Linked DNA regions of Homo sapiens: regions 1 and 2 are each linked to region 3. Evidence: chromatin loops called from intact Hi-C (ENCODE). Cell type or tissue: B cell. All regions are shown on one strand. Each heading gives the region's core, and the rest is flanking DNA. Links, peaks and the distances in the headings are about the cores only.

Region 1 (8,000 bases), core at 1,929-6,928, 58 kb after region 3:
AGGGGAATGTTGGGGAGTCTACTGGGATTTGACTGTGAGGTGAAAGGAGGGCTGCCTACAAGCAGAAAGCTTAAGGCATTGGCTTTGTGTAATTACCAGGAATGCTTTTAGCTAGCACCTTGAACGGTTGGTTAAAAAGGGACAGTTAGATGTTTGTTAGATGTGTGGTGTTAATAACCTTGACCAGTAGATTCGTGACTATGAGAATTTCAAAAGGCGAAGCAAGAACACACACAGAGGGAAAACATCTCTTGTTTCTAGGGGCAGCCTTCCCAGCAGCACTCAGCCCAGAGCTGTTTTTCCCCCAAGGAGAACACAGGGACAAAATAAATATGCCTTCCTGACCCAAAGACAGGAGCGCCCAGGGAGACCATGGGATCTGGGAGTGAGAGCAGATTGTAGGGAGGAAGTATCCAGGATGAGACTGGTATTAGCTACAGGCTGGACAGTTAGTCGGTGGCAGCTAGGTACTGCTGCTAGTGGCTGAGGGCAGGGTTTCTTAGAGACCTGAAGATGTGAGCATTCATTTATTTGTTCCTTCATCATTCAGCAAACCTTTACTCAGTGCTTATTATGTACTGGATACTGGGCTGAGCCCCCACTTGTGACCTCACTGGGCATTGAGTCTGAGGCCTTGGCAGCTAAGGGTGGTGTTCCTTAGGGAACTGGGAGGCCATCCAGACAGGAGGCACAGTACAAACAAGAAAGAACTAGGGGCCAGGTATGGTGTCTCAGGCCTGTAATCCTAACACTTTGAGAGGCCAAGGCAGGTGGATCACTTGAGGCCAGGAGTTCAAAACCAGCCTGATCAAAATGGTGAAACCCCATCTCTACTAGAAATAGAAAAACAGTTAGCTGGGTGTGGTGGCAGGCACCTGTAATCCCAACTACTCCGGAAGCTGAGGCAGGAGAATCGCATGAACCTGGGAGGCGGAGGTTACAGTGAGCTGAGATCGTGCCACTGCACTCCAGCCTGAATGACAGAGTGAGACTCCTGGGGAAGCCCAGCCCTGCATCAGAGAAAGTGATGCACTGATGCTTCACACACAGAGAATGGAAGCGGGAGTGGAGGCATTTTTCTGGAGTTCAAGCTTCACCTTCAAGCATGATATTCAGATTCCATGAGAGCATGCAGAAAGAGCCCAGCGGACCTGTTGAACAGGGCATACCATTGTGAGTCCTTAGAAGCTAAAAGACAGCCAAGAACAGTAGGAAAGAAGCTGAGAATAAAAGCTAAGACAGGTACCTCCAATCTCTAAAAAGTTAAACCTCTTAGAGGATTATAAATAAAGCCACACTCACAGGTGTACATGCTATAATTTATTTTATAAGTGCCTGGCATATTAATAAATGGTATGTAGTTTACTTACAGTGCTGTTTGGGTGGTTCTCAAGTAATCTCTTGTTTTACATTCTAAAGTCCACTCAGTGTTAGAATGGACCATTTGAGCCCAAGTAGATTCAACAAACCATCTATACCCAACCCGCACATCTGGGCAGGGATGACACTTGATGAGCCATCCAGGCCTCATCTCATAGACTCTATTCATCCCCTGCTGTCATGGGCACCAAAACATTTTATAGTAAATTGCACAGTAGTTTGTCTTTCCCAATAAACTGTATGCTTCTTGAGGGTAGGTACCCTATCTCTTTATCTCTGACACCTGGCACACAGCCCAGCACATGACAAGATCAAGAACCAGGACTGGCCGGGGCTCAGTCTGCACGTGCTCTGGCTTTCAAGTGGCATCTTCTAATGATCTGAAAGACCTCTCTAGAACTTTTTTCCTTTTATGTTATGTAAATAATATACTTAAGATAGAAACTTTTGTGTTTCATGTTGTATATTAATGTTGAATATAAAGTTTTTTTCTAGAGTGTGACTATTTTTTCACCTAGTTCCTTCAAATTTTCATCCCTACCATTAGTTTTTCAAAGTCTCTGGATTCCTGTTGAAGTATCCTTTTCTCTGGAGGTTTATATCACCTCCTAGGCTGCTTTTGACTTATCTACTCATGCTTTACTTCGGTAGTGCTGATGCTCACCCCCAGTTATTCCTCACCTGTACCATGTGGTATTATTAATGCAAATGAGGCTTTACCCGGCTATCCCCTCCCCTAGCATTTATGCATTCTTCAGGGAAAACTCTGTTGTATATGTCTCTGAGTCTCCCACAGCAACTAACACAGTGCCTTACACTCCATTAGCTCCTCAACGAGTATGTTTTAATAAATTCCATTAGTGGAGTGAGGTAGTTAGGAGCAGGTATGAGCTCAGGCCTTTGAGTGGGACAACCTGGGTCTAATGCTGCCTCCTTCACTAACTACTTTTATGATCTTGAGCAGTCTGCTAATCCTCCTTGTGTCCAACTTCTTAATGTTTAAAATGAGGATAATAGTAGTACCTACCTAATAAGGATTAAGTGAGTTAAGATATGTTTTTGAGGGTTAAATGCATTAAAATATGTAAAACACTTAGCACAATGCCTGGCCTGTAGTGAGAGCTATCATTATCAACAACCACCATCATAGGTACCCATTATCAGAAGTTGGGGGTTTGGATAAAGAAATTAAGTTTCTCTAGGTTATATTTTTGTGAAGTCTGAACTGGAATGAACTTCTTCAGATTCCTCATAGAGTACTTCATGCCCCGCCCTTTTATTGCACAGGGACTATATCTGCTTCAGTATGATGTAGAACATCTTGATTAAGAGTATTTTTTTATCTTTCGTCCTTGACTTATCTTTTGGTGTGTAGGTATATTGTTTCATCACATTCTCATTTTTTTTTTTTTTAAAAAGAGTTGTTCCATTTCCCCTTTTTCTGTCTACTGCTTTCTCCTTCTACGCTTAGGCCAAGAGTATATTACACTTGGAGGCATCTAGTTAGCGTGGTGCTTCCCAAACCTTTCCAGGACCCAAAATAGGCTAAATACCACACCAAGGGAGACATCGATGATGTTCTATTAAGAACAGTGAAAGGGAACCCAGGCATAAATATACACTCAGTATACACAACTGTCACCACCCATAGCACTGACCATCCTATTGTACCTTAGAACTTAACACTGTAATTTATCTGAGTGTTTTTTAATGGCTCTCTACTAAGTGTCAAGCTCTGTGCTAGGTCTGGGGAATGGAAAAATGGTAAGACATGGTTCTTGCTGTTGAGGTGCTTAGTTGTAACAATTTATTTTCATCTTTTATTAAATACTAATTGAATAATGTTGTTATTCTTTTTCTTTTCTTTTTTTTTTTTTTTTTTTGAGACGGAGTTTCACGCTTGTTTCCCAGGCTGGAGTGCAATGGTGCAATCTCGGCTCACTGCAACCTTCGCCTCCCAGGTTCAAGCAATTCTCCTGTCTCAGCCTCCCGAGTAGCTGGTATTACAGGCATGCACCACCACACCCGGCTAATGTTGTATTTTTAATAGAGACGGAGTTTCTCCATGTTGGTCAGGCTGGTCTTGAACTCCTGACCTCAGGTGATCCACCTGCCTCGGCCTCCCAGAGTGCTAGGATTACAGGCATGAGCCACCAAGCCCGGCCAATGTTATTATTCTTTAAGTAAAACATGTTTCCCCAAGTAAACTTACTGTGTGTTTAGTACCATCCTGGACCCTCTTACTCACAGTGCTATTTGCCCCACTACTACCCAGTAAAAAGAAAGGGTGACAGGTTGTAAGGACATGTAGGGGTTTGAGGAAAGTTGGGCTTGTGTCAATGTAATAAAAGCCAAGTAGTTCTTCTTCCAGCCCAGTCTGTATCTATGACTAGATCATGAACAGAGAACTAAAGGCTTTTGATTATAAACCTCCTTATGCCTAGGCTTGGCCCACACTCAACTCTAATACAAATAGTAGTAAATGTTAGGAGTAGACATAAAATGAGCACAGGTTGCCACTAGAACTTTTTCTATAACCTAATTACATTTTTTTCAACCTAAAATATTACATATTGTGTCAGCCAGGATGCCATCAGGAAAGAGATGGTGCACTTTAGTATTCCGAGGCTAATTACAGTGGGGCTCCATTAGTGCCCCTAGATTGAGAAGGTGAGGGAACAGGCTGGTTTCTGGAAGCAAGGAGATAGAGGGGGCTGTGTGGAAAAGACTGCCTAGCAGGATCTGAGACCTTCCATCAAGAGGCACAGCCAGTCCATAGCCCAACATCACTCTGCTCCTTCAAATCTCCTACCGGTGCACCCCAGTGGCCCAACCCAGGAGAGTCCTGTTGATGTGACACACACAGGCCAGGTCCCAGGGCAGAGAGCAGGTGAAGAATGATTGTGAGTAAATCTAGAGGGGCACACAGGAAGATATCCAGCAAACATGTTTCACACTTGATTTTAGAGGTAAGGGTGTGTATCTTAATTTTATCTGTTTTAGAAAACTAAAATTTTAATAGATTTAAAGTATTTCTGCCATAGTTCTTAAACTATCAATCTGATGATGTCAGATATTTTTCTCAGTGTCATTAGTTTGACCTCCCGCCACATTTTTTTGGTGGAGAGGGGTGAGGGATTGTGTATAAATTTCCTCCAGAGCACACAGAGAATAAAAATGCTATTCTTCAGTTTGTTTTTTTTTGTTGTTTTTTTTTTTTTAACAAAGAGTTGTTCCATTTCCCCTTTTTCTGTCTACTGCTTTCTCCTTCTACGCTTAGGCCAAGAGTATATTACGCTTGGAGGCATCTAGCTAGTGTGGTGCTTCCCAAACCTTTCTCAGCCAAAGACTCCTCTGGGAATCCAACTAAATTTCCTGGTTCCCTTTTGCTTTTAATATCAATGACCATATTACCCAATGAGGTTATTTTTATTTCTTACAAATATTTTTATAATTAACTTAAGATTCAACAAGGAGCCAAAGGTAAACAGACTGTAATTATTTCAAGTTCTAACCATTATGAGTAGATATTAATCTTCGAGAAGGTATTATTAAAAAAAAGTATATAATATTCATAAATTAAAGTCAACTTATAAGTACAAAGGAATATCTGTGACTATAAAAGGAAAAATAAACTGGAATTTAAAATTTAATCACTGTGCCTTAGTAAACACGATCCTGGTACATTTCAGCACAGTATTTGTGTTTCAGAATAGGATTTTGTCTTCTAGTTATTCACTAATACGTATTTATTTTACTATCATTCAGCAAGAAACCCTTTAAATCACTGTCAAAAGGTAGGTGATTTACTGGAACAGCTAACCTACCTCTGCCTAGAGTCCCATAGGCACTCACTTCCCTATGGAACCCTCTGTCCCTTCTTCCCTTCCTATATACCTCAGGTACCTTTATGCAGCCTTGTTCTATTGCCACTCTGCCTGTTTTACTAAGCTGCCCTAAAGTCACTGCAAAATTTTGATCAGAACATTACTGAACCAGGACACAAAGAAATGCTCATTACAGGCTTTAAATATATGCTTTTTCTTAGATCTATGGGAACAATTTCTCTAATTCTTAGGTTTTGCTCCCTGAAATTACACAGAAAGTACTGTATCTTCTTAACCCTTTCTCCACCCCTCCTTTCATTTCAACCCAACAAACTTTTCTCCTGTGCATTGCTAGGCAGTGCTTCCATTGTCCTTAAGTGTTTAAGGTCTTGTGCTGGTAATGAGCCAGTAGTCACAAAGCTAGCCAGTGGATTTGTTCTTCAAGCCTTTAGTGATTCCATACTCCATATAATGGACTATACCATTTGTGGATTCCTTGACAGCCATGAGGAGACACTGAGGGAGCTATGAATAGAAGAACCCTGTGTTCTCCCCTGTCCAGCTCCCCTGGCTTTTGGAAACAGAACTTCAATTTTTCTTCTCCATCTATGTGGTTCACATGGAACTGACCCCATCCTCCAACTCTAGAGGTTGTCTCTGAACTTGGGTCAGACCAAACGAGTTTCAGTGCTTGGTTTAGAAATGAATATGTAACCGAAGCTGAGCATGTGAGAATCCAACCATAAGAATTTGGCCGAGCCTTCTGGGGAAGAGGAGCCTCTGTAAGCTAGGGTCACTAAATTGGTACAGTGAAAGCCTGTAGCCACCACTTTGGAGAAGCCTGCCTAAGACTAACAACACACTGCAAGGAAGAGCTGAAAGATGGAGAGAGACTGGTTCTCATCATCATTTGACCACTCAAGTTCAGCTACCTTGGTCATACAACCCGTTAAATCTATCCCCAGCCCTACCAGTTATTTTGTATATTATGTCACTTTTTATTTTTATTTATGTATATATTTTTTGAGACAGGGTCTTTTGCTGTTGCCCAGGCTGGAGTGCAGTGGCATGATCATAGCACACTATAACTTCACACTCCTAGGCTCAAGTGATCCTCCCACCTTAGCTTCCCAAGTAGCTAAGACAAGAGGTGTATGCCACCACATCCAGCTAATTTTTTATTTTTTGTAGAGATGGGGTCTCACTATGTTGCCCAATCTGGTCTCAAACTCCTGGCCTCAAGCCATCCTCCTGCCTTAGCCTCCCAAAGTGCTGGAATTACAGGCATGAGCTACCACACCCAGGCTTATTATGTCAATTTGAATGTGCACTCTGTCACTTATAACCCAAACTCCTGAGTCAAATACCAGCACATCTGAGAATTCAACAACTTCTGGGATCCACAGCCCCATGGAGGCTACAAGCTACTAAAAAGATAGGAATGTCAGCTTCAGCTAAGAATTCCAGAAATCTACAGAAGGTACCTTTCCTTTTCTTTGGTTCCAGAGAGCATGATAATATACATACAGAATTCTGGAAACTTGGGACCAATAATAGGGTGTATTACCAACTGTGTGTGGTATCTGTAATTAAATATTGCTAAAACCCTGTAGAGGCTGGTTTTTACCTTTAAAAAGATCATCTTAAATAATCTGAGGATTTTTATTTTAAATAAGTTAATGTTAAAAATATTTTTTGGGCCGGGCCCGGTGGCTCACGCCTATAATCCCAGCACTTTGGGAGGCCGAGGCAGGTGGATCACGAGGTCAGGAGATCGAGACCATCCTGACCAACATGGTGAAACCCCGTCTCTACTAAAAGTACGAAAAAATGGGCTGGGCATGGCGCTGCACACCTGTAGTCCCAGCTACTCGGGAGGCTGAGGCAGGAGAAAGGCATGAACCCAGGAGGTGGAGTGTGCAGTGAGCCGAGATCGTGCCACAGCACTCCAGCCTGGGCAACAGACCGAGACTCTGTCTCAAAAAAAAAAAAAAAAAAATTGATAGCATGAAAATTTGAAGTAAAGAGTCAATTATGTTAAAGAAAAAAACACTCCAAAATCTAACATGATGCTAGGCTACGTTAACAAGAGCCTGGCATTAAAAACTGAGTCACCATATTCAGCATTAATAAGATACTAGCAAAGCTCTCATTCAGCTGCCATGCCTAGGTTGTGCTTCTGCATGTTCAGAGGATGTGGAAAGCAATTGAAATGATTAAAAGCATGGAAAATCACATCTCTGAAGAGCGATGAAAGTAGGCTATTTAACTAAAAGAAAAGAAGATTGAAGGAAGAAAATAAATGGTGTTTAAGTATAGAAAGAGTTCTTATAAAGAAAAAGGTGTCCAGATGTTTCCCCCTTCCACTGAGTATATTAAGAGAAAATTGCCTTAGACATTTCATTTTTACAAAGGAAGGATTTTTTCAAGCAAATAGGATTCTTGTACTGGGTGTGACATTGGACTAGATGACCTTTAAGATTTTTCTTCACTAAGATTCTATGATTACCAGATTGAGGATGTACTTATCAAAAGAGTGTGGAACCACTTGCTGTATGTCTTAAAAGGTAAGATGAGGAAACACTGGCTGGTTTGCCTTAGGTGTCATTCTGCCCAGGAGTTACTTCCAACATTCATAACATGCCTTTGAAGAAGCAAATATTGTATATAGACAAACAGCATATCAGAAAAAAATCAAAACAAAAACAAAGGAATACTAGCATTAAAGTAATAATAAAATATAGGATTTTTATTTTCTACTCTTTCAGTATAGCCATTAGCAATTCACAGTTA
Region 2 (8,000 bases), core at 1,049-6,048, 210 kb after region 3:
GTAAGACAGAAGTGTGTTTTTTATATCATTTTTGCAAAATCAAAGTCAGGTATGACAGGTTTAATTTGGATCCTGGGGCTGTCGTCTATTAGTGTAGGTTTGAATGAGCGGGAGCTGGGGAGACCAGGGCACCCTGAGACAGGTCCGGAGAAGGTGCTGGAGATGAAATTAGTTTCCCATATCTCCAACCACTTGGCATAGGGTGGCAGAAGAAAACAGAAAACAAAGCAACAGCGATCTTTTTTAGAGCTGGAAAGCTATGTGCCTCATCTTTCTTGCTTTGCTTTTGCAATCAAGAACAGTTTGATCACCTTTTGAAATGTATCAGGACAGGCATTAATCTCTTCTGTTTGTTCCCTTGTCACAAACTTGCGTTAAGTTTTCCCACCCCATTTTTTTAGTCACTGAGCCAGCTGGATGATTTATTGACAAAAATGTCCCCCCAAATACCACCACTTGAGTTCATCAGATTTCAGTTTGAATCAGTAACCTATCAAAATGTTTTATGCTGCTGGACTCAAAGTGACCCAGAAGATTCTCAATTTATTTCCATCCAGGTACAGAGGTATCTGCATGGTAAATACCACCTCCGCACCTGGCACAGCCTGGCATTCTTGTAGGAGCCTGGGCAAAGAGCCCTGGAACTCAATGGAGCAAAGAGAGTGAACTCCTCTCCCAGAGGTCATGGAGAAGAAGGCAAAGCAGGCCTGTCACATTGTCCCCAGCCTGCCAGGTGCCACTGCAGCCTCGGAAAGTTTGTCTAGGCCAAGGCGCTCTCCTTTGCTGCTTCTGCCTGCCTCTTAGTGTGGGACCTCCCAGGGAGATGAGAAAGGAGAGGAAGGACTCGTATCTGTTCAGTTCTCTTCTCCCCTGTGCACATTCACTTTACATCCCCTCCCTCCATGACATCTTCTCACACAGGCTCTCTGCTTTGTTTACTTTTTTTTTCTGGCAATCAGCCTTGAAGAGAGATTTTACAATATTTGGAAATATTTTATAATATATGAAAAAAAATTTTAAATACAGAACAGTACAGAAAATCATAAAAGAAAACAGGTGAATCTAACACCCCAAATAAATACTAAAATTTTGTCCCATTTGTTTCAGATTTTTTTTTTATTTACAGGAATGAAACTTGACAAACTTTAGGACTCCTTTGTACCTATTCCTGGTCCATTCCCTCCTTATCCCACATTCCTCCACAAAAGTGGAAACTCTCCAGAGTTTGGTCTACATCTTTCCTCTCCATTCTTAAAAACTTTTCTACATATATGTGAATCCACACATAGTATAATGATTGATTTTGAGTGCATTCTGAAATTTGCATAAATGATTTATTGTACACGATTTCACAACTTGCTTTTGTTGCTTAACACTGTTTTTGTAATATAGCCATGTGATACACAGGTCACATGATACACAGGCCACGTGATACACAGGTCACATTCTTTCACCTTAGATATCCACATCCATTCAGTGTGTGAATGTACCACATGCTACCCACTCCCCTACTTATGGAAATTTTGATTATTTGTAACAATTTTATTACCTGTGCTTCTTGATGTTTAGGTATGAGAGTTTCACTAGGTATATATAAAAAATGGAATGGCTGGTCAGAGTGTCTACACGTTTCCATTTACTATATCTTCCCAAATTGCTCTCCAAAGACTTTTACCAATTTATACTCGTTCTGGAGATAGTAGACCAATTTCTCTGCAGCCTCGTATAATCGTTAAGTTTGTTGTCATCTTTCCATAGGCAGTCTTCTCATGCCTTCTTTAGGGATGCACTGCACTCTAGCCTGAGTGACAGAGCAAAACCCCATCTCTCTCTATCTTAAAAAAATTCTTCATTTCCCTAAAGTTAACTATATAATAGTTCCCAGAAAGTGAGCTTTTAATCTCATCCATCACCCTGATTCTCACTTGAGGAAACTGAGTTCCAGAAAGGTAAAGTAATGTTCACTGCCTCAAAATTGGGTTTGTAGCCATTTCTAAGCCCTCAGCCTGGGCTCCTAAGATTTTAGAAAATCCGAAGTGGGTTTGGGCCCTCTCATCTTCCATCAGGGAAGCCCCTGTGACAACTTACCTCTCAGGCTTCATGAGCCTCTGTTGAGATACTTCAGGCCTGTCCTGAAATTTGAATCTGGAAATTCTAAGCTAAAATGGATTGGTCATACTGATACAATAATCCTTCAACGAAGTCCCTGAGTGCAGTTAGATTATAAGTTTGGCCAGGTGTAACTATAACCTAAACTAACAGTGGTATACATGATAGAGATGTACTGCTTCCTCCTGTAGTGCCGAGGAGGAATGCAGTCCAGAGCTGGTTTGGCAGCTTAGCTCTACATGTCTATCGAAGAGCCCAGGCCATTGACTTTTTGCTCTGTCACACCTAGGATGTTGCCGTTACCATGGTCCAGAATGGTTCAGCATCATGCCCTCCATCCCAGTAGCAGGATGTGCATGAGATAGAGAATGGTGGTGGGAGAGAAAGCATCCCCCATCCCTTAAGGACATTAACCAGAAGTTATACACATTATTTCTGTTTATATGATGTTGGCCAGTCTGTAAATATATGATCAGAAAGGCTAAAAATATAGTCATTAATCTGGGTGGCCATATACCCAGCTAAATTTCGGGATTTCTGTTATCATGAGAAAAGAAAATGAATATTCGGTGACACAGCCCTTTCTGAAGAGCCCAGTTGCAGAGATTAGGTGCAATAGTACAGACGTAAGGGCTGGGCTTGTTGCATAATAGAGTTATACTCTTAAAATGCAGCATAAATATTGTATGTATTGAAAAGTGCCATCAGGACCCTCTTTGGTTCCAGACTCTAAAGTAGAAGAGAAAGGGTATCACTTCACCAAGGATCAGCACCCAAAAATCTTGTTCTGCCCACCCAAAACAGAATCTCCTTCAGGAAGGAACTTTAGTATGTGTTTTGCTTTTATGCAGTATCCAGGAAAGAAACTTCAATGAGAGCTACTATTGCTTATAGCACAAGGCAGGGCATGAACTTGGGTCCAAAGTCATAGACCAAACACTTTTTTTTTTCCAAAATGTTTTTTCCTACCTCCACTTTTAAAAAAAAAATGAAACAAAATATCAGTTGAAATAACATTATTGAGAAAAACTTTATTCCAAGGCCTGGACTATAGTTAGACTGGATTTACATTTCTCTTTTAGAACCTGGAAGCCACTTGGCTATCTTTGCAGAGTTAACAATTTGCATTTGCAAAAATGGCCAGGTAACAGTACCAAAATATGTTAAATCAATTCAGGTTGTTGATTTTCTTTGAAAGTCTCTTCCAAAGAACTTCATGTTCTTTCTGGAATATGATTTAAGCTGCATTTCAGTGAGTTCAGTTCAGCAAATATTTGTTGAGCATCTATTGTTCACAAAGCATGGTGCTCAGGGGTCAAGAGATATAAGGCTGAAAAAAAAAAAAAAAAGGTCCCTTCCTTTTAGTAGCCCAGAATCTAGTTAGGAGAGATGTAGTTAAATAAGTTTAATCAAAAGCCAACTGTGATACCTATTACCAAGGTTCAAACAGTGGAATATAGAAGGATAAAGGGAATAGACTTATTCCAAGTAGGATGACTGAGGTAGGTTCTTGAGAGTACGTGGGACTTGGACTGGATTTCAGCTTGTGAATACTGACAAAAACCGCATTCCATTGTCTCTTGACAGAAGCCAATTTCTTTTGCTATTTGAGGATAGATTCAGGGACACTGGGGAATGCTGATTAGTTCCATCACTAATGCTGATTAGTAGTGAATGTTGAGTCATGCTGACTAATGTGTTCTAAATGGATTGACTCAACAATAAAGGCAACGTTGAGAGTCAAGAGTTCAGATCCTGAATTTCACCGATGAAGTGTAAATCATTTCGCCACTTAGTGCTTAATTTTTTTGTCAATTAAAATGTGCTCGTGGGTGAGAATCCAGTAAGTCATCTTGACCCATGAGGGCTTTACAAACTTCAAGGATAACAGACAGCTTAACAGCAACTACCAGGACAGGCTTATGCAACCTCAGGTTATTCATAGCTCACACAGAGTCAGAACACCCATCACATGCTGCTCGCCAGCCATGCGAAACTTCTGTTTCCTCACACATGCCATGAGAACTGACAAACAGTGCACTGAACTCACAAAACCCGACAAATAGAGGAGCTTTTGAAAAATCTTCCTATCTACCTACTGGGGTGTCTGTGTCTTTCTACAACAAATGTCGCCACAGAACTAAGGGCTTGCATTGCAGACACAGCTCTTTCTCTCTTTTGACATCTCCCCAGCTAGACTGCTTGAGAACCTGGCCTTCCATGTCCAGATGTTTACTGAATTCTGAAGCCCTCCCAGAGAGCCCAGGTTCTTTTGTTGCTCTCCAAATCATTTCCCACAGAGGCTGACCAGTGTCCTGAAGGAGCCCTTCAATAGGGAGGATAAATGAAGGCAGATGAAGACATGACCCCCTGAGGCTTGCCCACATCCACTGGAACAAAGGGTGTGAGGCACAACCTTGTAAGGAGTGTTTTGGTCAGCCGCGTCCCTATGCGAGGCCAAGTCTCCCCCACAGGGCTGCTTTCAATGGCTACCATCATAGTGGAAGTATTGGGCATTTGTTAAGGACTGTGGTGTGCTAGATATAGCACAAAACATCTAAATCATGGTCCCCTGCCTTTGTGAGGGCTTCCTGGCTACAGATGGCAGCTGGCTTTCTCAGGGGAAACTTGGGGGTCATAGAGAAAGCTGAAGAGGGGTGCTTGCTTCTGTGGATGACCTCTTCCCACCCAGTGCAGCGACACTCCCCTTTTGTCTATAGCTATCCTTAGTCAAGCCAGGGCTGCGGGACCCTAACCCACACTTCCGCTGTGTTTCTGGATCTCTGGTTTGCAAGGCCAGTGGCTCTGTGGGCAATACGTATGAAAGAGGACTGCTGTTGGAGGAAAGTTCCATTTAGGTTGCTGGTGGGAAGTTAGTGCATTTCATAACAATTTTTTTTTTTCAAACTTTCTCTTTTTTTTTTTTTTCCTTTAGGCCAAGAGAAGCCATAGGGATACTGTGACCTTTGTCTAGAGTTGATGGGGGTGTGATTTGTGAAATAAAACAGGACCGTACTGCTTGGAAGAAGGAAACGGAAGCTGACATAATGGGGATTAATTAGTTGATTGCTGTTGAGATGGTAACAGATTTGCTCCTAAACCATTGAGCTAGCGATTTCAGACCTAGCAGGGAAGGTGAAGATGAAGAAGCCTTTGTTCAGGTCTCTAGATGTGTAGGGCTGAGGGCTTTGCCGCCATGGGATGTCAACAGCCATAATAATAATTTGCACTTATATAGCACCTTTCAACCAGGCACCTCAAAGCGGTTTAACCACATTAATTAATTAAAGCCCACAATCCTCCTGGGGAGAGGAGGAGGATGACTAACAAGATTTGTAATTACAGGAGGGAACATTTCCGAATAAAGTATTGTCTACCAGATAAAAAGAGTAGGTGTAAAGGAATTGGGGTCTCCAAATAGTAACCGATTCAGAAATGAAATCATGGAATGATGTGGGAGGCTGGGGGCGGGCATGGGCAAGGGGGTCGACTCTGTGTCAGAGGGAGGTCGATGGGCTCAGAATTCACTGACAGGTTCAGATCCAGCCGAGAAGTGGAGCATGTATGGTATTAGTGGCATTTGAAGGTCATTAGTGGCATAACTATTGTAGTGTAAATTCAAGTTTTATTGGTATATTGTGTATAGCCCTGCAGAACAAAGACTGAGACTCATGCAGTATTTAATAAAGGATGAAATGATTTCTTTAGATTTAAAGCCCAAAGCTGGGCCAGTCAATTAGCAAATAAATCAATTGGTGACCCGTAGGATAATTTAGTCGTTTCCAGTAGAACACCCAGCCTACACACTCCTACTGCCATGAGGCTCTGATTGAAGCATCAGACTGGGTTCAGGGCAAGGTCTGGGGGCTTTAGCCCCTTCAAAGCCAGGCATTAAATCTTTCCAGCCTTTGGCCTTGTGACCTATCTTACCCAGGTTGTTAGTGACCTCAAGCTGTCCTCTGTAGAATCACTTTGTACCTGCTCCTCCATCAGAGATTTTTAGTGCATTGAGGGCTAGAATCAAGTCTCATCCTATTTCATGTCTCCTATGAGTGCCCAACAGAGTGCTGTGCACCAAGTAGGTGCAGATTGATGAAGATTGATGAAGAAAGACTGAGTCCTTTAACGACTCAGTATTTGTTGAGCGCATACCAAGTGCTCAGGTAAAGCTTGAAAACAAAGCTCAGTGTGTGCCTGCCCTCCAAAAATGTACTCCAAGGAATGGGAAAAGACTTACAAACTATTAACTATAATATAAAGCAGAATCACATCCAAGCCCCGGGCAGCAAGGGCAATAGGAAGAGCATCTTATTCAGCTGGAGTGAATCAGGGAAGGTATTGGTGTGCTGTGCATCGGAAGGCAAGAAGGATTTGGGTAGACCTGGAAGAGGCAGAGCAGGAAGATGTCCCAGGCTGTGACCATGTGTCTCCCTCTGAGTGAGGTACATTTTGAGAACTTGGGATGTTCAATAGAATGTTGGTGAAAACCAAGGTGAGTTTTCGTATTTAATCAGGAAATATACATTTCCTGTGGATTCTTATGACATGAATTGGTTAATTTCAGACATCAAGGGACTATTTGAGAAGTTGGAGGTAGGGTTCAGGATACAGTACTCCAAAATCCGGCACGTTGGCCTTGAAAAAACAGCAGAGGCAGGAAGGCCGTTGTCACCTTCCCCTCACCCCTCCTCTCCTGAAGCAGGTTGTAAAATGTTCATTCCTGAAGTGTTCACTCTCTACCCAGAGGAAAGGAATGTCCTTATCTCTGAAGACACAGGGACAGAGAAGAATCTGAACAAACAGGCCTTGCTAAATTTCCCCCAGTTTATTCCCATTAGATCATACTCTTTAGTCCTCCAATCATACTTCTGCCTGACTGTCTACTCTTCATCAAACTTAAGCATAAAAATACACAGATTTCCCTGGTTTGGGGGTGGTCTTTCTTCTTATTCTTCTTTTTTTTTTTTTTTTTTTTTGCCAGAGTCTCACTCTGTCTCCCAGTCTGGAGTACAGCAGTGCTATCACAGCTCACTGCAGCCTCAACCTCCCAGGCTCAAGCAATACTCCAACCTCAGCCTCCGAAGTAGCTGGGACCACAGATGGGCATCACCACACCTGGCTAATTTTTTATTTTTTGTAGAGACAGAGTCTCTACTGTGTTGCCCAGGCTGGTCTTGAACTCCTGGGCTCAAGTGATCTTCCAGGCTCAAGCCACCTTCCCAGCTCAGCCTCCTAAAGTTCTGGGATTACAGGCATGAGCCACCGCGCCCAGCCAGGTCTTCATTTCTAAAGGTTCTCATGTCACATAAAACTTACGTTAAATAAATTTTTATGCTTTTCTCTTGTAAATCTTGTTGTTGTTGCTGTTATTGTTGTTTGAGATGGAGTGTTGCTCTGTCACCCAGGTTGGAGTGCAGTGGCATGATCTTGGCCCACTGCAACCCCTGCCTCCCGGGTTCAAGCAATTCTCCTGCCTCAGCCTCCCATGTAGCCAGGATTACAGGCATGTGCCACCATGCCCGGTTAACTTTTGTACTTTTTTTTAGTAGAGATGAAGTTTCACCATGTTGGCCAGGCTGGTCTCGAACTCCTGTCCTCAGGAGATCTGCCCTCGTCGGCCTCCCAAAGTGCTGGGATTACAGGTGTGAGCCCGGCCTTCTCTTGTAAATCTGTCTTTTGTTATGGGGGCCTTGGCCATGAACCTTGCAATGCGTTCATGCAAGATATTACTTTTTCTCCCCTACAGTTTCTGGTGCCCAATATGGGGTGACTGAGACACCCCACTCATTCTGGATCTTGCAGATGAGATCCTGGGGCAACTGACAAAAAGCTGGAAAAATTAGAATTCTTATCAAAGTCAGCTCTCCCAGATCTCTGTCTGTAGTGCTTGG
Region 3 (8,000 bases), core at 1,041-6,040:
ATGTTAGGTCCCCTAGTGAGTATTCAGCAATCATTTCCTTGGGATCTAAGGCATACCAGGTGCTATGTTCAAAATGAATGGGACATGGTTCTTGTTTTTAAGATGCTCCCAGACCAGTGGGGCAGACTGGTATAAAAATAACTAACTGTCGGCCAGGCGCGGTGGCTCACACCTGTAATCCTAGCACTTTGGGAGGCTGAGGCAGGTGGAACACCTGAGGTCAGGAGTTCAAGACCAGCCTGGCCAATATGGTAAAACCCCATTTCTACTAATAAAATACAAAAATTAGCTGGGCGTGGTGGCATGTGCCTGTAATCCCAGCTGCTCGGGAGGCTGAGGCAGGAGAATCACTTGAACCCAGGAGGCGGAGGTTGCAATGAGCTGAGATCACATACCACTGCACTCCTGCCTGGGCAACAGAGTGAGACTCTGTCTTAAAAAATAAAAAATAAAAATAACATAACTAACTGTATAATATAATAATATGATAAATGCTATTCTGTTGGTATGAATCAAGTAGCACAGAGGAAGAAAACAATTCACTCTAGTAGATGGTTGGCATTTTGAGAGAGATATAAATATAATTGTGCTCATTTATAACATGAATTATAAATGTAGCAGCATTGGAAATGGACATTTAATAAGGTGTAGCACTACTAAATTGGATTAAGTGCATGCACTGGGTTTATAGATGGATGTTCCCATCAAATTTGTTCTTTATTTGTATCCCTACCCCTGAGCAGTCCTTGCCTGGCAAGTGATTGGTGTTTGCACTGTTGGGGGTAGGCTTTAGGTTCCTGTTTGGGCACCAGGAGCTGTAGGGTTAGAAGAAGTAATGTCTTTTTCTCACCTATTGCAAGGTTCATTACTGAACCCTATAGCAAAGGCAGAGTAACAAGCAAAAAGCATAACAAATTTATTTAACAGAGTTTTATGTGACACTGAAGCCCTTAGAAATGACCCAAAGACCCAGGGAAAACTGTGTATTTATATGGATAGTCATACAGAAGTATGATTGGAGCACCACAGAGTATCATCTAATGGTAATCAACTAGGGAGAACTTTGCAAGCCCTGTTTGTTCGAATGGCTTCCAAGTATAGGGTAGGACCCCTCTGGAATGAAGATCTTAAGGCCTACTTTTAGGGAAGATAGGTCAGAAAATTATTTTATGGCCTGCTTCAGAGGGAAAGGCAAGAGAAGGTCAGAGAGTGACCTTCCTGTTTCTGTGGTTTTCCAATGTCCTTTAGCTTAAAATGCTTGGTATGCCAGGGTGCCATATTTGGGGGTATCCTGTTCTAAGCCCCAACATTTCCCTGGAAGGGCGATGGCTTTTTGATCTAAGCAAAGTTATCAGAGGGAATGAGGTACAAATCAATAGAGGACAGACTATGAGATCAAATTCTGACTCTACTACTTAAGAGCTGAGTGTCTTTTGACAAATTACATGTATTCCTGGTGACTCTGATATCTCTATAAAATAGGGATGATAGTAGTACCAACCTTACAAGGCTGTGCCTCAAATGTGTAATAAATATGAAAACACTTTGTAAAGTGCTGTAAAAATATATAAACATTATTGTTTTATCACAAATATCAGCACACCAATTATTTATGTAGTTCTATACATTACGCAAAAAGTTACAGAGATGTGGGGCTCATCTTCTAGGAAAACAGAATCAGAATTCTGAATCAGCTCTAAAGTCGGAGACCAAACCTCGAGCTCTCTCTAGGTGCTGTTTCTCCTGAAAAGTTGACTTGTAAGTCTAACCCAGTGCATTGCCTCTGATGGCCTGGTGTTCTTCAGATAGGTAAAAAGCAACTCGAAAAGGGGAAGAGTATTGTGCTTTCCGCAAAGACGATACTTTTTTGCTCTTTGGAAATTCTTGCTCTTTTGGTTTTGAGCTCTGAAGGTGAACAATCCAGCTGATTCAAATCCCCAGAGTAGCCCTAATAATAGGAAAACCGTGACAACCGCAGATATTAAAAACATACCTCAATTTGCACAACTGGGGTAAGACAAATACATATGGTATTATATGAAAAAAATTCCTTTATGCAAATCTAGAAACTTACTTTAATGTCATTTCATTTAACATCAAAGAGATGATGTCAAAGAGAACATGTTTACCACTGGGAGAGTCAAATGAAAGAATTAGTCTTCTAGAATTCTTTCAAATGAAAGAATTTGTGTGTAAGGTTTGATTGGTTATTTGGCAAACACTAATATTAATAAAAAGACCAGTACTTCTAGATATGGGCCACTTTGTAGAGGGATTATGCCAGAACTCCCATAGTATGTATAGAGACCCTTGAAGGAGGGTCCTCAAACCCATAAGGGAATTTATTTTAAAAATATTTTGCTTATGGGCCCATAACTTCATTTTATGTCTCTCTAGCTCACAATAGAGGATTATAATCTATTGGGCTGATATATCTGAGTTAACATCAGATTAATCGTATCACTTTGTGTATGAATATCATATAAAAATGTTAGTGGCTGCTGTTTTCACCATGCTCTGTCATAATTAAACAATTTATTTCATGCTGAAGCTTCCCTGTCCTGATTCTGGGATTGTCAGTTTTATGGTTCTCATTTTACACAGATAAAACCAAACTTTTCAGATGTCAAATAATGTGCTGCAGACTTCCATGCAGTTCTCAGCTGCAGTTATAAATCACTGTTGTTTTAAGTAAGTGACCTAAATGCCATTTTTATTAGGAATAGAGTGGCTAGGAGAGACTAACATAAAGCCTCTGATGGAGTTCTAACATTTCTCCTTGAGCAGCAGGAAGAGAATTGCATTTCCTGCTGGCTAGAGAAGCCAGGTCAATTTTGTCCTACCATTCTGGGAACTATCACTTCAGACACCTAACATATCCAGGTCCTGCTTATTTTTCTTGAATGAGCTATTAAAATGCATGTATGTGTGCACATACACACATACATACACATCATGCAGCCATTTGCCTCTGTGTATACATACATATCATTGTGTAGATTGCACTTTTTCAGAAAAGACAACTGATCACCAGCACGTCACTCTCACTTCCTCCCATGTACATTTTGTATCTTCCCCACAGGGAAGTGAAACTGGTGGTGGGTTGGAAGAGATTGAGTTTGCTGAAGTGGATTCTGCCAAGTGGCTGTTTGTGGATGACCTTTGTCTTATAGGGGGTAATAGTGGGAGTTACGGATTCCTGGCAAAATGTCTGTTCACATCTCATCACAATTAGAATCATAAACTATGGGCTTTGTGGATTTGTTCACCTGAGATAGTGATGAACTAGGAATCAAAAGATCTGGGTTTTAGCTCTATCTCTAAATATCTACATATATGTGAAGATAGCTGTGTATACCACTGTGGATATTTTCCCTCTTTTGTCTTATCTTCTCCATGAGACTTTCAAATCCTCAAAGGCACAGAGCATCTTTAATTTACACAGCATTCACTTTTTCATCTTTGTTTGTTCCTAGACTGCATTTAGTAGAGATGTAATAAGTACTTACTGACTGATAGAATGAGACCACATCCTGCCTTAGATGAACTGGAATTCCATTTGAAAGTGTTTCCAACCAGAAATATTCTGCTTTGGTGCCACTGCTACTGTTCAGATTCAACTATAGCAGCCACAGTGTGATCAGACACCTTCTCCCCTCAGGCGCCACCCTTGGCCACCCTGAGAAGATGGGCCCCCCTGCCAGCATGTCTTTGGGGCCCAGTGTTTCTGTCTCTCTGCTTCTCCCAACACTCAGTGGCCTGAAGAAGAAGAGCTTTGGTATATAATTTCTTTTTTCCCCCCAGCCAAGAGGAATTGAGCACTCATGAATATTTTAAGCGTGTTACAAAGAACACAAAAGCTGTGCCTTCATGGGAGGATTAAATGTTGGTGTTTGACTCCTCACAATCAGCACATTTTAAAACATAAACCAGATCATGTCAGTCTCCTGCTTCAGAGCCACCAGTGGTCTCCCACACTCTTGCAACCAAACCCAAGGCTGGGTGCCAGCCTCCAAGGCACTGCCTGACTCAGCCCTGCCCACTGCTCTGACCACCTCTTGCAGTAATTCCAGCCATGCTGATCTACTCTGGGTTCCCAGGGCATCGTAAGCATCTTTCTCTTTAGGACCTTTCTACACATCTCCCCTGCCTGGGACCCTGCCCTGAACCCTGTGCTACCGCAGGATCGTCACTCAGATCTCAGCCTGAATGTCCTGTCTCAGACAGGACTCCCCTGACTGTCCTATCAGTATCTACACCCGATATTTTATTTCCTCACATCACTCATCATATCTGAAATTGCCTGCTCATTTCCTGGTTTTCTTGTTTACTGTTGGACCCTGACTAGGGGGTCTCACTCTACAAGGGCAGAAAGAGGTTGTCTTAGTCTGGTTCTCTGTTGTTACCCAGAAGCTGGAACAACGCCTGTTCCCCAGCGGTTGCTCAGTAAACACATGTGGACTCAATGAGGGATTGAATTGGAAGTTATTTACCTCTCTCCTGGCTTTTGCTTCCCTCTCTTCCTTTGTCTCTCTTTTGCGGAATCTGTACCATGAAAAGGGCTGTTGTCCAGTAGTGGAACACAGGCCTTGGATTGAGGTCCTGGTTGACTCACTTGATCTGAAGCTTCTGGTCATGCACAACTGCCAATTGGAAACAGCTACTATAGAACCACCCTCTTTTTCCAAAGGGTCAACAAGGAAATCAAAAATAGAAATACATTTCAGGTAGTCATGTAATACTTTACTAATACTAACCCTAAGAATAACTTTGCGATAACTTTGCAACCTTAACTTCCATTAGTCTCACTAGGCAGTTCTGCTTCTTCAATTCCTTTAGTTTGTTACATGCCCTGCGATCCAGCCCAAAACAGGAGAAGCCCTGTAGAATATATGTTGCTATATCCTCAGATATGGCCAATAAAATTTGTTTGTGACCTGTAAGGAGCAGATGGTTCACTGAAGGCCATTCATAGAGGAGGCAAAGCACCAAAATTCAGTGTCTAGCCTTAATTTTTCCTTATTAGAGAGTCTGGAATAGAGGGATACATTTTCAGGATCTTTCCTAATAGAGGAGTTCTTTTTTTATTTGGATGAAGAGATTATTTCTGTAATTTCCCACAGTCTTAGGCTGAACTCTCCAAGTAATGAACTTTTACTCAGAATAGTCTAGGCTTTGTGTACTCATGGAAAGTGTAATATAGCTTGCCTTGTTGGTTTTTCTGGAGATAGCACATTTGGGTCACAGGGGTTCAGCCAGTCTTCGGCTGTTATGCAGTGTAATTTTATGGGAATAGTTTTATAATGTTAACATCTGTAGACTGAGAGCTTGATGAAGACATCACCCAGATTGCCTGGGAAACGCCACTGACTTTGGGAGCTAATTCTTGATAGGTAAAATATTTAGCTCTCTCTCTGTCTCTTTTTTTTCTTTGCCTAGATACAGCTACCAACCTTACCATTTCCATCTTTTATGGCAGATGAGCTATGTGTGTATTTTTTTTTATCTCCTTGCAGTATGCATTTTTGCAAGTTAGGGGATAAAGCCCAGGCCCTTGGCTTTTTAACTTTTCTGCTTCCTTGATATTTGTACATGAGATAAGATGTTAAAGGATTTCTCTTTACAGATTTCTGTTGAAGAGTTATAGAATTGACTGAATATTCATATGTGTACTGTCCTCTGCTTCATTAACTCTATGTTCATATTTCTTTTTCCCATGAAGCCTCTGTCGCCCATTTTGTTTAAAATTGCAACCTATTCCCACACCTTAAGCTAAATCTCCCTTACCCTAGTTTGTTTCCCATAGTAATGATCACTTTCTAACATACTGTATCATTTGTCATTTATTACGTTTATTGTCTGCCTCCCACCACTAGAATGTAAACTACAGGGAAGGATTTCTATCTGTTTTATTCACATTGTATCCCAAGTGCCTACAGCAGTGCTTGGTGCATAGTAAGGCTTTGATAAATATTTATTAAATGAATGCACTGACATCCTAGTGAAAAGACAGATACTGTAGTGTAGTGATGAAAAGCTTGGGCTTTGGAGTAAAACAAGCCTGGGTTTGAATCCCAGCTTTGCTGCTTACCAGCTGTGTGTCTTTAGAAAGTGATTTAACCTCTCTGAGACTCATTTTTCTCATCTATAAAATGAATATTATAGCACCTTGAAAGTGTGTTGTGAAGATAAAAAAAAAAGATAAATAGGCAATACAGCATGGTAGGTAAGAAACAAGGCTTTATCGTCCAATGGATATGGGTTCTGGGCTTTAGCTTCCAGTTATGGCTCTCCCATTACCTTATACAATTTTTAGAAGCCCTCTAAGCTCATTTTCTTTACCTGTCAAATGGGTATAAAATACTATGGCCTGCCTCACAGGAGAGTGGCCAGGATTAAAGGAGGTAATCTCTGCGTAGTGCTTAGCAGACTGATCAACTCGTAACAAGGGACTAATTAATTGAAGATGACGATGATGATAATGTTTGAAAGGTGCTTAGCTTTATTGCTCACACATCATAGTAATTGCTCAATAAATGGTGGCCTTGACAATAAATGAAGGACAACTTTATTAGAACTCTGGGAGCCTCCCAAATTTGCCATTTTCTTTTTGTTCTCCTTTCTCCAGGGGGAAGTAAGGCAAATGCATGAAGTTATCTTTGTGAGATACTTGTTTCAACTCGAAAATGAAACAGCAAGCAATTTTTGTGTGCCACACTTTTTGCCCTGTCACCAACAGTTCTGTTATGATTTCAGAACTTAATTTCTAATTTTTGGATGCAGTTGCACAGAGGCATTTCTTCACCACGTGATCACTGTGGGGGCTTAATATAACTCAGGCATTTGCTCAGCTGGTTTGGAGCTAATGGAATTGGCTGTAGTGGCTGTACTTAGGGGAGATTATAATGTCTCAAGGGTTTCATTGGCTTCCACTTCCTTCTGCAGACTTATAGTAAAAGACAAGAGATGCCTCTTCCTGGCTCTATTTCTCATTTGCTGTGTGACTCTCAGCAAGACACTTCGCTGCCGCTGAGAACCACACCCACTAAGTGGACGACCCAGTTATGAATCCTTGCTCCATTCTGCTGTATGACCCTGACCAAATTATTCAATGTTGCCATATCTTATTTTCCATCTTTGTAAATAAATAAATGTATATGACAAATAGAATGATCCTATACCTTAGGGCTTTGTGAAGATTAAATGAGATACTACATGTAAAGAGCACTTTGGAAGTACTCAATAATACTTATTATTATGTTTTCTGTATAAAAAATTGAAATGTTCTATTACCATGGTATTTTGTTTATAAACACTTTATATATATATATATATATATATATATATATTTTTTTTTTTTTTTTTTTTTTTTTTTTTTTTTTTTTTGAGATGGAGTCTCTCTCTGTCACCCAGGCTATAGTGCAGTGGCGTGATCTCGGCTCACTGCAGGCTCTGCCCCCGGGTTCACACCATTCTCCTGCCTCAGCCTCCCCAGTAGCTGGGACTACAGGTGCCCACCACCTTGCCTGGCTAATTTTTTGTATTTTTAGTAGAGATGGGGTTTCACCGTGTTAGCCAGGATGGTCTCGATCTCTTGACCTGGTGATCCGCCTGCCTCGGCCTCCCAAAGTGCTGGGATTACAGGCGTGAGCCACTGCGCCTGGCCCAACACTTTCTATATTTTAAAAGTTCTAGAACTTCGGCTTCTGCCCATGATGTCCTGTGGGGTCCTGAAAGCAACTGTTGAAGAATATCTTTGCTTGAAAAGAGCCACGAGTGACCACTGTGTCTTCCTACAAGTGGTCAGACACAATTGTCTCTTGATTATTTAGTGTAATGTAGGGGAATAACTGAGATTAACTGGTGGTTATGATTTTGCTTAAGGCAGTGTGATGAGGACACTAAGGTTAGGGCAGCTCCTGAGCAGGAGGAGGCTGCTATCCAGAGTCAGGAAGTCTCCCAAGGTGTTTTTTGCCTGGTGATCAGCTTTTGGCCAAAAG

What was found. Hi-C counts contacts between places; a loop is a spot of excess contacts. Peaks named below come from ENCODE experiments on the same cell type or tissue, not always from the same donor. Only the 100,000 strongest peaks of a DNase experiment are listed, where the experiment ranks them.
Region 1: a loop joins it to region 3, with 2.3 times the contacts of the local background. A loop is called at or near these places in 2 of 110 quality-filtered maps.
Region 2: a loop joins it to region 3, with 2.3 times the contacts of the local background. A loop is called at or near these places in 6 of 110 quality-filtered maps.

The regions. Positions count from the first base shown.
Region 1 is chr14:68,322,795-68,330,794 of GRCh38, forward strand. All of the region lies in intron 8 of RAD51B (RAD51 paralog B), which reads left to right. Among named protein-coding and RNA genes, the nearest start is that of RAD51B-AS1, 360 kb to the right of the region's middle. In B cell, for the core only: no CTCF peak of the experiment used is centred there; DNase peaks (open chromatin) are centred at 2,967 and 4,677; H3K4me3 peaks cover 695 bases; H3K27ac peaks cover 2,781 bases.
Region 2 is chr14:68,472,604-68,480,603 of GRCh38, forward strand. RAD51B (RAD51 paralog B) reads left to right here. Exons shown (of 11, transcript NM_133510.4): 11 at 5,045-5,490. The coding sequence ends at 5,061. Among named protein-coding and RNA genes, the nearest start is that of RAD51B-AS1, 210 kb to the right of the region's middle. RefSeq lists enhancers at 3,541-4,740, 3,737-3,956. In B cell, for the core only: no CTCF peak of the experiment used is centred there; DNase peaks (open chromatin) are centred at 4,088 and 4,758; H3K4me3 peaks cover 956 bases; H3K27ac peaks cover 4,188 bases.
Region 3 is chr14:68,265,318-68,273,317 of GRCh38, forward strand. The region is part of intron 7 of RAD51B (RAD51 paralog B); the gene reads left to right. Among named protein-coding and RNA genes, the nearest start is that of RAD51B-AS1, 420 kb to the right of the region's middle. RefSeq lists enhancers at 2,784-2,903, 3,254-3,403, 3,554-3,733. In B cell, for the core only: no CTCF peak of the experiment used is centred there; DNase peaks (open chromatin) are centred at 1,854 and 3,084; H3K4me3 peaks cover 1,448 bases; H3K27ac peaks cover 5,000 bases.